2 separate regions of the Homo sapiens genome follow, and region 1 is linked to region 2. Evidence: chromatin loops called from intact Hi-C (ENCODE). Cell type or tissue: PC-3. All regions are shown on one strand.

Region 1 (8,000 bases), 190 kb after region 2:
ATAATTGTCCATAAAAACCCAGGAGGACTGGGTTCACAGAGTTTTCAGATAGCTAATACTTGGAGGTTCCTGGAGGGTGGCTTGCCCAGGGAGGGCATGGAAGCTCCACACCCCTTCCCCCATACCATATATTTTGTAATGTTTCTTTGAGTTTTGTGAGCTGCTCCAGCAAATTTATTAAACCCAAAGTGGTGGATGTGGGAATGCCCAAAGCACTAGGGTTATAGGCATGAGCTATCTCTTCTTTTTAATATTATTACTGTTATTTTTTGAGACAGAGTCTGGCTCTGTCTCCCAGGCTGGAGTGCAGTGGCACAGTCTCTGCTAACTGCAACTTCTCCTCCTGGGTTCAAGTTATTCTCGTGCCTCAGCCTCCCGAGTAGCTGGGATTACAGGCGCCTGCCACCATGCCCAACTAATGTTTGTATTTTTGGTAGAGACAGGGTTTCGCCATGTTGGCCAGGCTGGTGTCAAACTCCTGACCTCTAGTGACCCACCCCTGGCCTCGGCCTCTCAAAGTGCTGAGATTACAGGCATGAGCTGTTGTGCTCGGCCAAAAATATATTTTGTGGCCTCCCCAGTACCTCAAGCCTGTAATCTCAGCACTTTGCAAAGCTGAGGTGGGAGGACTGCTTGAGCCCAGGAGTTTGAGACCTGGGCAACAAAGTGGGACCCTGTCTCTAAAAAATTTAAAAAATTAGCTAGGTGTGGTGGTGCATGCCTGTGTCCCCACTACACAGGAGGCTGAGGCAGAAGGATCACTTGAGCACAGGAGGTCAAGGCTGCAGTGAGCAGTATTTGTGCCACTGCACTTCAGCCTGGGTGACAGAGCAAGACACTGTCTTAAAAGAAAAAAAACAACCAACCAACAAACATTTTATCACCTCAAGCACTCAGAGTAGAACACAACAAAATTAACCCATAGCATTTAGCCAGTTCTTAGGAACTAGATCTCAACACTGAAAGAGAGAAAGATCAACCACATTCAAAGAGAAGATAGGTAAATTAGAACATCAAAATTTACAACTTTTGTGCATTAAAGGATAATATCAACAGAGAGAAAAAACAATCCACTGAAAAGGAGAAATATTTAGAAATCATATGTCTAATAAGGGTCTAGTATTTAGAGTAAATAAATAACGCTTACAGTTTAAGAAAAAACAAGCGGCTTGGCGCAGTGGCTCACGCCTGTAATCCCAGCACTTTGGGAGGCTGAGGCGGGCAGATCACAACGTCAGGAGATCGAGACCATCCTGGCTAACATGGTGAAACCCTGTCTCTACTAAAAATACACAAAAATTAGCCGGGCATGGTGGCGGGCACCTGTAGTCCCAGCTACTCAGGAGGCTGAAGCAGGAGAATGGCGTGAACCCGGGAGGCGGAGACTGCAGTGAGCCTTGATCGCGCCACTGCACTCCAGCCTGGGCGACAGAGCAAGATTCCGTCTCAAAAAAAGAAAAGCAAAAACAAGCCTGGGCAACATAGTGAGACCCCTTCTCTATTAAAAAATTTACTTATTAATTATTTATTATATTATTATTTATTTTATTTTTTATAGAGACAGGGTCTTACTATATTTCTCAGGCTAATCTCAAACTTCTGGCCTGAAGTGATCCTCCTATCTTCGCCTCCCAAAGTGCTGTGATTACAGTCATGAGCCACCATACCCAGGCTATATCTCTTCCGTAGGGAGAAATCTACTGAAGTCCTTTGTTCATTTTCTAATTGTTGGTTTTTTTTTTCATTTTTTATTTAATTTTAAAAAATTGTTAGCTTTTGTTGCTGTAAAATTTTTTTTTCTTAGTTTCTTGTTTTGTTTTTGTTTTTTGGTGTTTTGGGGGCACAGGGGCTTGCTCTGTCACCTCATAGCCCACTGCAGCCTACAACTCCTGGCCTCAAGCAATCCTCCCACCTCAGCCTCCCAAAGTGCTAGAATTATATATATATATATTTTTGTAATTAGCTGGGTATGTTGGTGTGGGTCTATAATCCTAGCTACTGTGGGAGGCTGAGGTAGGGGGATGGCTTGGGCCCAGGAATTGGAGGCTGCAGTGAGCTACAGTGGCAGCACTGCACTCCAGCCTGGGTGACAGAAGGAGACCCTGTCTCTAAAAAAAAAAAAAAAGCAAGATGATATATAAATGGCAAATGAACATATGAAAAGATGCTCAACACCATGAGTCTTAGAGAAATGCAAATTAAAACCACAATGAGATACCACTTTACACCTACTAAGATGGCTACTATAACGTTGAAAAAAGAACAATCAATGACAGGTATTGAAAAGGATATGGAGAAATTGGAATCTTCATACACTGCTAGTGGGAATGTAAACTGGTGCACCTTCTCTGGAAAGCAGATGGGCAGTTCCTCAAAAACTTAAACAGAGAATTACTGTATGACCCAGCAATCCCATTCCTAGGTATATACCGAAGGGAAACATATGTTTGTTCACATGAAAACTTGTATGCAAATGTATATAGCAGCATTGTTCATGATAGCCAAAAAGTTGAAATATTTCAAATGTTTATCAGTTGATGCATGGATAAAAAACTGTGGTATGTCCATACAATGAAATACTATTTAGTCATAAAAAGGAATGAAATACTGTTACATGGTCCATCATGGATGAACCTTGAAAACATTATGCCAAGCGAAGGAAGCCAGACACAAAAGGCTATACATTGGGAGCTTCTGGATAGTGCGTGAAGGTTCCTGGAGGGTGGTGCACCTGGAGAGGGCATAGAAGCTTCCAGCTCCTTCTCACATGTCTTATCCTATGTATCTTGTCATCTGTATCCTCTGTAATATCCTTTATAATAAGCTGGTAAATGGGACCAGCTGGATAAGCAAGGGCCCTCTAGTTTCATCTCCAAACACAATGTGGGCCACTTCATATTGTGCTGCCTCACCACCAGTTAGTACGATGGGCGTAGCACCTGCTCCTCCCACCTGTACAACTAGGACTCTGGCCCTATCTAGGAGGATGGAGTTCTAAAAAATTAGGAACAATTGAAGGAGCAATGAAGCTTGAGCCAAGAACTTCAAGTTAAAAAAAAAAAAGGCCACATTTTGTTTTTGTTTTGAGACAGGGTCTCGCTTTGTAGTCCAGGCTGGAGTGCAGTGGCGTGATCTCGGCTCACTGCAACCTTAGCAGCTGGTCCCATTTACCAGTTTATTATAAAGGATATTACAAAGGATACAGATGACAAGATACATAGGATAGGACATGTGGGAAGGGGCTAGAAGCTTCTATGCCCTCTCCAGGTGCACCACCCTCCAGGAACCTTCACACGCTATCCAGAAGCTTCCAATGCATGGCCTTTTGGGTCTTACTCAGTTGCCCAGGCTGGAGTGCAGTGGTGCACTCTCAGCTCACTGCAACCTCCGCCTCCTGGGTTCAAGCGATTCTCCTGCCTCAGCCTCCGGAGTAGCTGGGATTACAGGCACCTGCCACCACGCCCTGCTAATTTTTGTGTTTTTTAGTAGAGACAGGATTTCACCATGTTGGCCAGACTGGTTTTGACCTCCTGACCTCAGGTGATCCGCCTGCCTTGGCCTCCCAAAGTGCTGGGATTACAGGCATGAGCCACTGCACCCAGCCAGTATGGAAACTTCTAAAGAAATTAAAAATAGAATTACCAGATAGCCCAGCAATCCCTTTGCTGGGTATACATAGCCAAAGGAAATGAAATCACCACCTAGTAAAGATATCTGCATTCCCATGTTCATTGCCATGTTCACTGCAGTACTATTAACAATAGCCAGGCCCGGTGTGGTGGCTCACGCCTGTAATTCCAGCACTTTGGGAGGTTAAGGCGGGTGGATCACCTGAGATCAGGAGTTCGAGACCAGCCTGGACAACATGGTGAAACCCTGTCTCTATTAAAAATATAAAAAAAAAAAAAAAAAACAGCCAGGTGTGGTGGTGGGCGCCTGTAATCCCAGCTACTCAGGAGGCTGAGGCAGGAGAATTGGTTGAACCTGGGAGGTGGAGGTTGCAGTGAACTGAGATAGTGCCATTGCACTCCAGCCTGAGTGACAATAAAAAACTCCATCTCAAAAAAAAAAAAAAGCCAAGATTTGGAAACCACCTAGGTGTCCATCAATAGATGAATGGATAAAGAAACTGAAACTGTGAGATAGACACACACACACACACACACACACACACACACACACAGTGGAATACTATTCAGCTATAGAAAAGGAGATCCTGCCATTTGCCACAACACAGATGAAACTAGAGGGCACTATATTAAGTGAAATAAGCCAGATACATAAAGAAAAGTACTGCATGATCTCACTACTTATATGTGGAATCTAAAAAAAGGAAAGAAAAAAAAAGCAACTTCAGGAGCAGAGGTACCCTTGCAGAGCAGAGAGAAAATTCACAGTATCTTTAAACACCTTGGTAGGACTGACTTTGGTCTGTCAGTCGCCAAAATGATACCATCTGGGGAGTGTAGAAAAGACCTCTCTGCTTAATTTATTCTCAACTTTTCCACTTTACTGAGACTCGTGGTTAATCATCAGCAAACCCCCCTGGTGTCCTCTATCTCCTCTTTAAATAGTTCATTCACCTTGCTGTAGCTCAGAGATTCTCACCTGGAAGCAATTTTTCCTACCTCCCCAGAGGACATTTGGCAACGTTTGGAGGTATTTTTAGCTGTCACAACTGGAGATGGTGCTACTGACATCTAGTGGGTAGAGGCCAGGGATGCTGTTAAACACCTTACAAGGACAATGTACAGGATGGCCCCTCACAGCAAAGGATTATCAGACCCAGATGGCAATGGCCAAATTGAGAAACCCTGACTCTTTTCTGTAGGCACTACTTCCTCTTTAGCCCTCTCAGATCATCTGTGTTTTCTCATACCACTGGGTTTGGAGGCGGAGTGGGAGTCTTTTTCCTTTCTTATTGCTGCTTGCAAACAATTCTCCCTCCCCAAATCCTTAAAAAAGCCCAGCTTAACTTTGAATTTTACATCATCAGACATTATCACCCACTACCTCTCCTTACTGCAGTCATCTACAGATTTTCACTCCTTTCATTGTCATTCTCTCCAACACTAAAACCATCTTAAACCTTGGTGACTTCATCATCCACACAGATGATCCTTCCAACATCTTGGACTCTCAGTTCCTTGTATTCCACTCCTGCAGGGAGTACGACTCTCCACCACAGTCACTTCCTCACCTACATTGCCATAATTGCCATCATCTGAATTCCACTTTCTGAGCACTACATCCTATCATTTTAGCCCACTCCCTATAGTAGGTTTATTTCAACAAATTTTTGATCTCATTAGGTAGTGAGTGATAATGTCTGATGATGTCATTAGGACAACCAATCCATCAATCAACTGCATAGTATTTATACTATGAAAATCAACAAATCTACAAATTAGTGTTCTTTTCCTCTTTCTTTCAGAAAGCTAGTTGTTAAACATTTAACTCTTGTGTATTCATGGGATATACCTTAAGCAATCTATGTATGTGTGTGTATGTATATATATGTATGTATATATGTACACATATATAAAATGTTGCTTTGCACATTTAAACATTTTATATACCTGGTTTACTATAGTATGTTTTCTGATATAACTTTCCCTCCACAGCATTTAGGTTATGAGATGCATTCATGTTGATATGTGTAACTCTGGATTACTGTTTTTTTGTTTTGTTTTGTTTTGTTTTTGAGACAGAGTCTCACTCTGTTGCCCAGGCTGGAGTGCAGTGGCATGATCTCAGTTCATTGCAGCCTCTGCCTCCCAGATTCAAGTGATCTTCCCACCTCAGCCTCCTGAGTGGCTGGGACTATAGGCCTGCACCACCATGCCTGGCTAATTTTTGTATTTTTAGTAGAGAAGCAGTTTCGCCATGTTGGCCAGGCTGGTCTGGAACTCCTGACCTCAGGTGATCCGCCCGCCTTGGCCTCTCAAAGTGCTAGGACTACAGGTATGAGCCAAGGTGTTGGCTGGTTCATTCATTTTTACTGTTCTGCCCTACACGGCAAGAATGTAAGCTCCATGAAGGCAAAGATTTTTATTGGTTTTATTTTCTGCTATATTCCTAGGATTTGGAACAGTGCCTGGCACAAAGCAGGCTCATATTTATTTGAAAAAACAGGCCCAGGACAGTGGCTCACACCTGTAATCCCAGCACTTTGGGAGGCCGAGGTGGGCGGATCACTTGAGGTCAGGGGTTTGAGACCAGCCTGGCCAACATGGGGAAACCCCATCTCTAATAAAAATACAAAAATTAGCTGGGTGTGGTGGCTCACACCTGTAATCCCAGATGCTTGGGAGGCTGAGGCAGGAGAATCACCTGAACCTCGGAGGTGGGGGTTGCAGTGAGCAGAAATTGTGCCACTGCACGCCAACCTGGGCAACAGAGTGACACTCCGTCTCAAAATAAAAAAAGAAAGAAAGAAAGAAAAAGAAATGAATGGTGTGCCTGAAATTCTACCTTTGCCACTTATTTAATTTAAAATATTGCTAGGTTATTTTTCTTTTTGTTTCTGTTTTTGGTTTTTATTTTTTTGCTGTCCCTTGCGGAGCAGGGCTACCCCATACGCGGTGTGCGCGGAGTAGCCTATGTTGCTGTTTGGTAGCTTAGTAGATCTTACTACACTGAACCACTTGGGTTTTCAAACCTTGTCAAGGAATTTATTTTGCATATCATTTGTAACCAGAAGAGGGCAAGCTTGGAGAGAAAAAGAAATTGGTGAGAAACGGAAACAAGTCCTAAATGCAGGACGCTGCCTGTTTTGAATGTCTACAGCCACCAGGTGGCAGTATGAGCATGCTGGAAATTTAAGGTCGGTGATCCAGGCTACAGAGGTCTCCAGATGCAGATGGGTGCCCCAAACTTACACATTTTCCACTTTATTTCTCCTTTTGGCCAACTTGTCATTTTTTAACATCATTATTATGCAGATTTATATAAGTTGATACTTTCTATTTTCCCTTACATTTGACAATACTAAATTTAAAATATTGGCGCATAACAGATAATAAAAATCACAAGGCAGGGGGCAGTGGCTCACGCCTGTAATCCCAGCACCTTGGAAGCCTGAGAGAGGAGAATCGCTTGAGCCCTGGAGCCTGGGCAACATGGGGAGACCTTGTCTCAAAAAAAAAAAAATCTACGCGTGGTGGTGAGCACCTATGGTCCCAGCTACTTGGGAGGCTGAGGTGGGAGGATCACTTGAGCTCAGGAGGTCGAGGCTGCAGTGAGCTGTGCCACTGCATTCCAGCCTGGGCGAGAGCGAGACCATGTCTCAAAAAAACAAAAAACAAAAACAAAACAAAACAACAAACAAAAAGACAAAAAGCAAAACAAAACAAAAAACTCATATAACATACAAATCACTTTTAAGCCTGTCTGCTTCCTTGCTTTCTGCCTGCTTGCTTGCTTCCTTTTCTTTCTTTCTCTCTCTCTCTTTCTCTCTTTCTTTCTTTCTTTCTTTTCTTTGTCTTTCCCTCCTTCCCTCCCTTCCTTCCTCCCTCCCTCCCTCCTTTCCTTCCTTCCTTCCTTCCTTCTTGCCTTTTCTTTTCTTTTCTTTCTTTTTTGACATGATCTGACTCCATCACCCAGGCTGGAGTACAGTGGCACGATCTCGGCTCACCGCAACCTCCGCCTCCTGGGTTCAAGCAATCCTCCCACCTCAGCCTCCTGATTATCTGGGACTACAGGTGTGTGCTACCATGCCTGGCTAATTTTTGTATTTTCTGTAGTGATGGGGCCTTGCCATGTTGCCAAGGCTGGTCTCCAACTCCTGAGCCCAAGCAATCTGCCTGCCTTGGCCTCCCAAACTGCTGGGATTGCAGGCTGGAGTCACTGTGCCAGCCCTTAAACCATTTTAAAGTGTAAAAATCAGTGGGTTACCTTAAACCATTTTAAAGTGTAAAATACAGTGCGTTTTAGTATAATATATTCACAATGTTGTGCTACCATCACCATGACCTAATTCTGGAATATTTACATTAAAC
Region 2 (8,000 bases):
TGAGATAGACACATACAGATATCATTCTCCCTGGGGTAAAAGGTACACACGTCAGTTACCAGATGCTTCTATATTCTAGAACCATCTAAATAGTCACATGTATCACAAGAAACAACTTTATAACTTGGCAAAAACTAACTTCTAACTTTTATTGTGCTGCTTTAAAAAGATTTTTCTTTGTGGGGAAAAGAAAAGATTCTCTCACTGAAGAGGTCAGGTGGCCCGGGGCTCTAGTCCCCAGTGTACCTTCTGGGCCCCAATGGCTCCAAACTCAGGCTGTTCCAGGCAGAATGCAGACAGCCACTACTGTGTGTACCTGACTGTCTAATTGCCATCTAAGCAGAGTTCCTAACCCCTCAAACCACAGTGCTCCATCCACAGTCAGACACAGCTGAAAAGGTACAGGAGGAACCTAACATGCAGAATGGCGGCTTTCTCATGATTGCAGCTCCTAAATTACTGAATTTAAGTCAACTACTAGAATCTTTCTAGGCACAAAGTTTGTTATTCATCTATGTCATATGGTGATCTGCTGAGTTCACGAGGAAAAAAAATTTTAGTATTTTCACCAAACCCACCGTAGATGCAAGACATGAGATGAACGACTGTCATAATTATTTGACACATATGTATTCAGTTAAACAGAACTTAAAGATGTTTATCCAACATGTATATTACTCAGGAGCCTGGTTTTGTCTTTTTATTTTTATTTTTTTTTTTTTTGAGACAGAGTCTCACTTTTTTGCCCAGGCTGGAGCGCAATGACGCGATCTCGGCTCACTGCTGCAACCTCCACCTCCTTGGTTTGAGCAATTCTCCTTCCTCCTCCCAAGTAGCTGGGATTACAGGCGTGTACCACCACACCCAGCTAATTTTGTATTTTTTTTTCTTTTAACTAGAGACGGGGTTTCACCATGTTGGTCAGGCTGGTCTCGAACTCCTGACCTCAAGTGATCTACCTGCCTCAGCCTCCCAAAGTGCTTGGATTACAAGTGTGAGCCACAGCGCCAGACCAGGATCCTGTCATCATTACTTAACTCTTTGCTCTTGGTGCTATTTTAAGGGTCGCTGAGAAGATGATGAGTAATTTTGCCAGTTGGTAGAATTTAAATGTATTGATAAGAAGTTTACTGGGGCCAGGTGCAGTGGCTCATGCCTGTAATCCCAACACTTCGGGAGACCAAGATGGGTGGATCACTTGAGGTCAGGAGTTCAAGACCAGCTTGGACAATATGACAAAACTCTGTCTCTACTAAAAGTACAAAAATTAGCCAGGCATGGTGGCGTGAGCCTATAATTCCAGCTACTTGGAAGGCTGAGGCATGAGAATTGCTTGAATCTGGGAGGCGGAGGTTGCAGTGAGCCAAGATTGCCCCACTGCACCCCAGCCTAGGTGATGAAATGAGACTTTGTCTCCAAAAAAAAAAAAAAAAATTGTTCATTGGGGTAGATCACAATTTAGAGCTGAATGGGCCTCAATAGAGACAATAAATAGTTCAACTTGAGGAAGAGGGGGAAAGAGAAAGAAAAAAGGAGAAGAAATGAGACCCAGACAAGTTAAACGTACCCAGGAGTCCACACATACAGATCTGAATAGTGGAAAAAGAATACGGACTAGAGACCAGAATTCTAGTCCAGCTTGAACATTAAATAACCACGTTATCCTCCAAAGGTCATTTTCCTTTTTGGCATTAGCCATCTCCCTATAAAACTAAAAGATTAGATTCATGGTCCCTTTCAGCTCTAAAATTTCATGCCTGGCTGGGTGCAGGAGCTCACACCTCTAATTCTAGCACTCTGGGAGGCCAAGGAGGGAGGATCACTTGAGCCCCGCAGTTTGAGATCAGCCTCGGCAACACAGTGAGACCCTGCCTCTACAAAAAAAAAAAAATTAGCTGGGTGTAGTGGCACATGCCTGTAGTCCCAGCTACTTGGGAGGCTGAGGTGGGAGGACTGGTTGAGCCCAGGAGGTTGAGGCTACATTAAGCCATGATTGTGCCACTGCACTCCCAAGTCTGCCTGGGCAACAGAATGAGAACCTGTCTCAAAAAATAATACTAAAATAAATAAAATTCCATGTCTAAAAATCTCTTCTTTTTTATTCCCAGATATCACCCTGTATATAATACAGGGTCCTCACAAAATGAGGTTTAACCCATTATTGAAAAGTCATAAATTCAATTATCTCCTTGTATCAAGAATAAGAGGTTGACAATTTGGCAATCATTATTGAAAGCCTGGGTAATATGATTTTAAGGATGTACCGTAATGCAATAAATATGGATGAAGCCCAAATGTAAGGCTTCATGACTAAATTGGTTCTAAAAACAAAACAAAACAAAACGGTATGGGCAAATACCCTAGATGACACACAACAGAAGACGGGATAGGAAACTGTGGTGAGGATCCAACACTATGCAGAGATTAGAATCAGTATAAATACACTGAATGAAAAACCCACAAAACTCTGCAGAATGATCTTTGTAATTCTGAAAGTTATAATGCATGGGACAAAGTCTACAAAACTCTATGGCAAATTTAACAGTGGTTATCCCTGAATGGCAAAAAATCCCTTTGTCTCACTGCTTTATTTCTTTTTCCAAAATAAATCTTTTATTTACATAATTGTTAAAGTTTAAATGGGAATTTTCTTACCTTTAGCCACTGGCCAAGTTGCTTCAAACACTTCTAAACATAACCATATTTACCTTATACAGATCTTCACAATGATACAAAGGAACTGCAATGATAGTTTCTTTCTTTTTTTTTTTTTTGAGACGGAGTTTTGCTCTTGTTGCCCAGGCTGGAGTGCAATGGCGCAATCTTGGCTCACTGCAACCTCCACCTCCCAGGTTCAAGCAATTCTCCTGCCTCAGAATGATTGAAGTTTCAAAGTATGAATAAACATTCCTATTCCCTAACAAAAATAAACATCAGGATAACCCCAAACAAAAGAAAGTATAAGAACTCAATGTCTACACATTTTCTAGGGGGTTATTTCTTTGTCACACATGACAAATCCTCTCATGAGTAATGTCTGTCCTTGACTGGCTTATCTCAACATCTCTGGAAGAGGGAAGGAAATAGGTGAGCCTCTCTCGCTCTGAGGAACAAGAAAAGGTGCATTCACTAAACACATACTTCCATTTTTAATGAAACTAATGAAATGAAATTTAAACTTGTCAAATTTTTATTTTAATAATTCAAGACTTAAGCCTAAAATGAACACATGTATTAATATTTTCTAAAATATGTGTACTATTAACCTTTGATTTATTTTAGCCACAAGGTGGCAGGAATTTCCACGTTAAGTTCTGTCTTAAAGATACAGCCGTATTTGAGGACTCTTCTTAAGTGACATTCATAGAGCTTTAACTAACAGAGGCAGCTACAACCACGTTAAAACTAGCTGCCTGGCTCCTCAGCATCAGTGACCAGCCATCACTGGAAATGAAGTATACCAAACAATAACAGGGGAGCAGAAGCAGCAATCAAACATGTTGGAAAAATACATAATAGCTGCTAACTTTTGAGCTCTACCTTACAGGTATTATGAAACATGTTTTGGAGGCATTATCTTAGTTTTTCTCAGTAGCCTCATTAGCTAAAGACTACAGTTATTCCCATTTTAGAAATGGGGCTGAACCATAACAGATTAACTTGACCAAAGTCAGCTAGAAAAGTGGTGGCACACAGTCTGTTCCATGCAACTGGGCTCTGGAATTGAACTCTTAACCTCCAAGCTCACTCATACTTTCACAAGTACATCAAGGTCACATAGCCTTCCAAACAACAGATGTTACAAAGAGAAAACTGAGAATTACCAGCATAGCCCTTTCACCTAAAGATTGAGCTTTGGGTGGCTACCGAGAAACATGGAGAAATGACACCAGGTTGGTTTAGGCAGCAGGCTGTCATGTTTGGAACCCATGGAGCAGGCCTATGGGGTTCATTGGAAGTCCAGGCTCAAGCCACTTCAAACTGCTCCAAGCAGCCCAGAACCAGTGGGTTAAACTATAAATACATGCATATATGCACAAATATTTGTTTCTCTTTAATCTTCACTTTGTAGCTGAGAAAACCAAAGCTCAGAAGTCAAGGTTACTAAGTCAGGGCTACCTGACTTTGGTGTTTACGCTTTCTCTGCTACACCCAATGCCTCTCAAATAAAATTAATTCTCCTCACAGAATGAAAACATATTCCATATCCCTTTTAAAAGCTTATTAGAAAACTGATAATTTTTTTACCACTGTAACACAAAACTGAGTTTTCCACTCCTTAGATTAACTTTTAAAAATACCTCATTGCTTTCTAATTTTCTCAATCTTTGAATTCTTGCAGAGGGAGTGAGAACAATACTCTTATAAGGCCGCTTGACAGGGAGGAACTAAAATTAGGTAGTCCCTCTCCAAATATTCTTATTGGCAACTTTTGGTCAGTATTTAGTATTTAATAAATGTTAACTGACTGAATATTAGAACAAAGGACATGAAGACTACTTCCCTAATCAAAATGCCTAATTTATTTAAGTTACCTAATTACTAAATTATACAATTCTTAACAGCCTTTTCCTTCCTCCTTGGGATCAACAGAAGCCTACCAATCTCTTAACAACTACGCTAAAGAATTTTGAGAACACCAGTGTGTCTACATTCAGTTTGCTGTCGTGGTTAGGATTCTTTTCAGCAATAATTCTGCCTTGACTAGCCAGTCTACCTTTCCTGTGCTTGCAGTCTTAATGCTTTGTTTTTTTGTTTTTAAAGGAGGAAGGCTAAAATGTCAATTACTTTATCCCTACCAAAGTTCATCTTATGCCTCTTCAAATCTACATAGCTTATGTCTCCAACTTATGTTCTCCCATTCAACTAATTAACTATTAAATAAGCATTTTGTTTCCCTTTAGCTAATTTAAGTTTTCAAATAAGGCCACAACAACAGGTCTCTGACAATCTCCAAATATCCTTGGGTTTATCACATCATCCTATATTTTCCAACAGGGACTTGGCTCTACCAAGTATTCAGTATAAATCTTTGTAAAGTAAAACATGGCCGGGTGCAGCGGCTCATGCCTGTAATCCCAGCATTTTGGGAGGCTGAGATGGGCAGATCGCTTGAGCCCACGAGTTCAAGACCAGCCTGGGCAACATGGTGAAACCCCATGTCTACAAAAAAAATACAAAAAAAAAGACTGCCAGTCTCATAACCCAGCCTCAAAATAAATAAAAATTAAAACAATATGGAGCCTCTGCTTTCTCCCTGCCCTCACTTTTATCCCCAGTTCTACTGAGGGTATAAAAGGTAAAATTTTCCTGGTCTTCTTACATGATACAACTAAAGAACAAAATTAGTCAAAAAAAGAAGAGAAAGAAAAATAAATTTGTTTTATGACTCATACCACAATTTCTATAATGTCCGAGACCTTATATAAATTGCCAAAAAATTTTACATGAACAAAGGATACCAACAGAAGAAATACAGAATGTGTTTAAACATATTAAAAGCCTCCAGTCTCACTTATGGGAGAAGTGAAAAACACAAGATATCACTTTCACATACTAGATTGGCAAAGTTTGATAAAGTCCTGTGTTAGGGAGAATTGGAGAAAGACTCCCCCACAATGCTGATGGAAATTTAAACTAGCTCCAGCTCTACAACACAATTTAAAGTGCAGTTCTACTTCTGGGAATTTATCATGTGGATACATGCTTACATACACACGACATGCAAAAACAGATTCACTACAATATTGTTCATAACTGCAAGAGACTGGAAACAACCTAAATATCCAAACTGCGATTAATCAAAGTCATGCCATATCTGTACAATCAAATACTATGTAACTATAAAAAATATATTTATATACACAAAACATTCAAATGTTATGGTATCATTTGTGTAAAAGGAGGAATACATACATGTAGCATTTGTTTTCCACATGGTTATCTCCCAAGAGATAAGGTAGTTAGGGAATAATACTGGGAGGAAGATTTGTACTATGTGCATCTTCAAATCTTTTATATTTTGAACCATGTGAGTGTTATTGATTTTACAAATAAAGTTCCATTTACCTTATACACATTTCCATCTTCTTCTCAGTCTTTTCTTTCATAGTCCCTCCTGAGTGAGTACTGCCTATAGTAACCTAGCTGAGCTCCTACTCTTGCAGCTCGTTTTACTTTTCCCCTTCAGGGCTCAGAGTCAGCCAGTGTGGTCTTTTCTTTCACCTTTCTGACACAGAGGACAGTCAGCCTGCTCCTGCCAGTATGGTATCTGGAGGTAGGTAGTTCAGGCTTCCATAGTTAGCTAACACCCAGTGCTGTGCTACTGAGCACTTTGTATGCCATTCTTTCATGTTCATATTCTGGGCAGATCTGTTAAAGGCCATATTTGTGGGACCCCCATTTCTCTCTCTAGTGCTCAGTTTATTAGATCTTTTCCAGCCTATAGAATTATCTTTTCCTAGGGGAGACTGTTTGATCTGTCAAGTATTGCCTGTTTACTGCACTGGAATATATTTTTTTCCATAAATCTAAGAGCAAATTACATTAATCCAATGTCTGCACGCTCCTAAATGACAATGGTAATCAGGTAACCAGTGAGTAAGAAGACTTATCATTTAACACTGTTGTTTAACACATGATCCAACTTACCAGCTTCAGATAAAATAGCCATAATATATGTGTCATACAAGAGGGGGAGACGGGGAGAGACTTTATGTTATTTGGCAACAATACCAAGGCCCAGAGCTTCTGCAAATAGGGTGTGATTCAGTTTCATACTAGACCACTCTATTATTGGCATTAAAGATATATTGAAAATGTAATACAACTTTAACCAATGTAGATTTTTACTAGACATTCAAACTTAAAAAGAAAGGCACGATTACAGGGTCAAATTTTGTAAAATAAAGTTTCTCTCTGCCACCTACCAGCCCTTCTCAGTTGAGAAATCCGCAAAATATGTTACTGTACTTAACTTAGTTATTATATATAGATTAAAAGCTTCAAGCTGCTTACTGTCTAGCTTGGTCCTTACTGGAATAGGTTACATTTACAACTGCAGTTTCCGAGTCAGTGTTCACTAGAGGAAGAGAAAAACGAAGAGAATAAAAGTTAGTTTTCTTTCTACTTCCTTCCTTTTACAAATTTGAAAGCAATTCAGAAGACATGTACCTTGCTCACAGCTCTCCACCACTCCATACTGGACTAGTAAACTATCCAGCACCTATCAGGAGGGGGAGAGAAAATTATAAATTTTGAGTTTCCCAAGTTATTATCAAGGGCAGGAATATGTCTTAAAATCACTAAGTAATTGTGATGGAAAAGAGCCAAAAAATTATCTGGGGCTTTGGACTGCAGAACTAAGGGATGGATACCACAAATATCACACTCAGACTTGTCTCTTCTGCCCTCTCCTAGATCCCTGACATTAATCTCATTTCCTATGGCTAACCAAGAACTGGCTCAGAAAAGTATGCAAAGCCACAGCCGCCTGGTTCCTGAGGCTGAAGGAGAAAGAGCATATATTTCTCATACATACACAAACACATCATCATACTTTCTCCTTGTAAACAAAGTCACTAGACAAGGAACCAAGTTACAAACTAAAGTTTAACAGGGCGCGGTGGCTCGCACCTGTAATCCTAGTACTTTGGGAGGCCAAGATGGGAGCATAGCTTGAGGCCAGGAGTTCGAGACCAGCCTGGTCAACATAGTGAGACCCCCCATCTCTAAAAAATAAAGTAAAATAAAAAGAGAAAAAAAAAACTAAAGTTTTATCTATAAGATGTTCTTTTCCAAAGGACTTCTTTTACAGCTCGAATGGTTCTTACAAAACAGATTGCTCAAGGCAGGCTAGAAAAATGAAGACAGCACAGTGCATACTCTACCTGGAGTGGAATTTAAAGCCCAACATAAATACATAGACAGCAAAAGTGTGAAATGAAGCAAACATTTCTAAGTCTACACGGGGTTGGGAAATGTACAATTTGAAGCTGTCT

What was found. A loop is a pair of places that touch in the nucleus more often than their neighbours do. Peaks named below come from ENCODE experiments on the same cell type or tissue, not always from the same donor. Only the 100,000 strongest peaks of a DNase experiment are listed, where the experiment ranks them.
Region 1: a loop joins it to region 2, with 13 times the contacts of the local background. A loop is called at or near these places in 19 of 110 quality-filtered maps.

Annotation. Positions count from the first base shown.
Region 1 is chr7:23,540,383-23,548,382 of GRCh38, forward strand. No RefSeq gene overlaps it. Among named protein-coding and RNA genes, the nearest start is that of TRA2A, 12 kb to the left of the region's middle. RefSeq lists an enhancer at 4,583-4,632. In PC-3, CTCF peaks have their summits at 4,718 (motif pointing left) and 6,786 (motif pointing right); DNase peaks (open chromatin) are centred at 4,689 and 6,749.
Region 2 is chr7:23,354,517-23,362,516 of GRCh38, forward strand. It overlaps IGF2BP3 (insulin like growth factor 2 mRNA binding protein 3), which reads right to left. Exons shown (of 15, transcript NM_006547.3): 4 at 7,174-7,225; 5 at 7,018-7,081. Among named protein-coding and RNA genes, the nearest start is that of SNORD65C, 38 kb to the right of the region's middle. RefSeq lists silencers at 205-364, 3,914-4,208. In PC-3, a CTCF peak has its summit at 3,257 (motif pointing right); a DNase peak (open chromatin) is centred at 3,005; H3K4me3 peaks cover 1,436 bases; H3K27ac peaks cover 1,947 bases.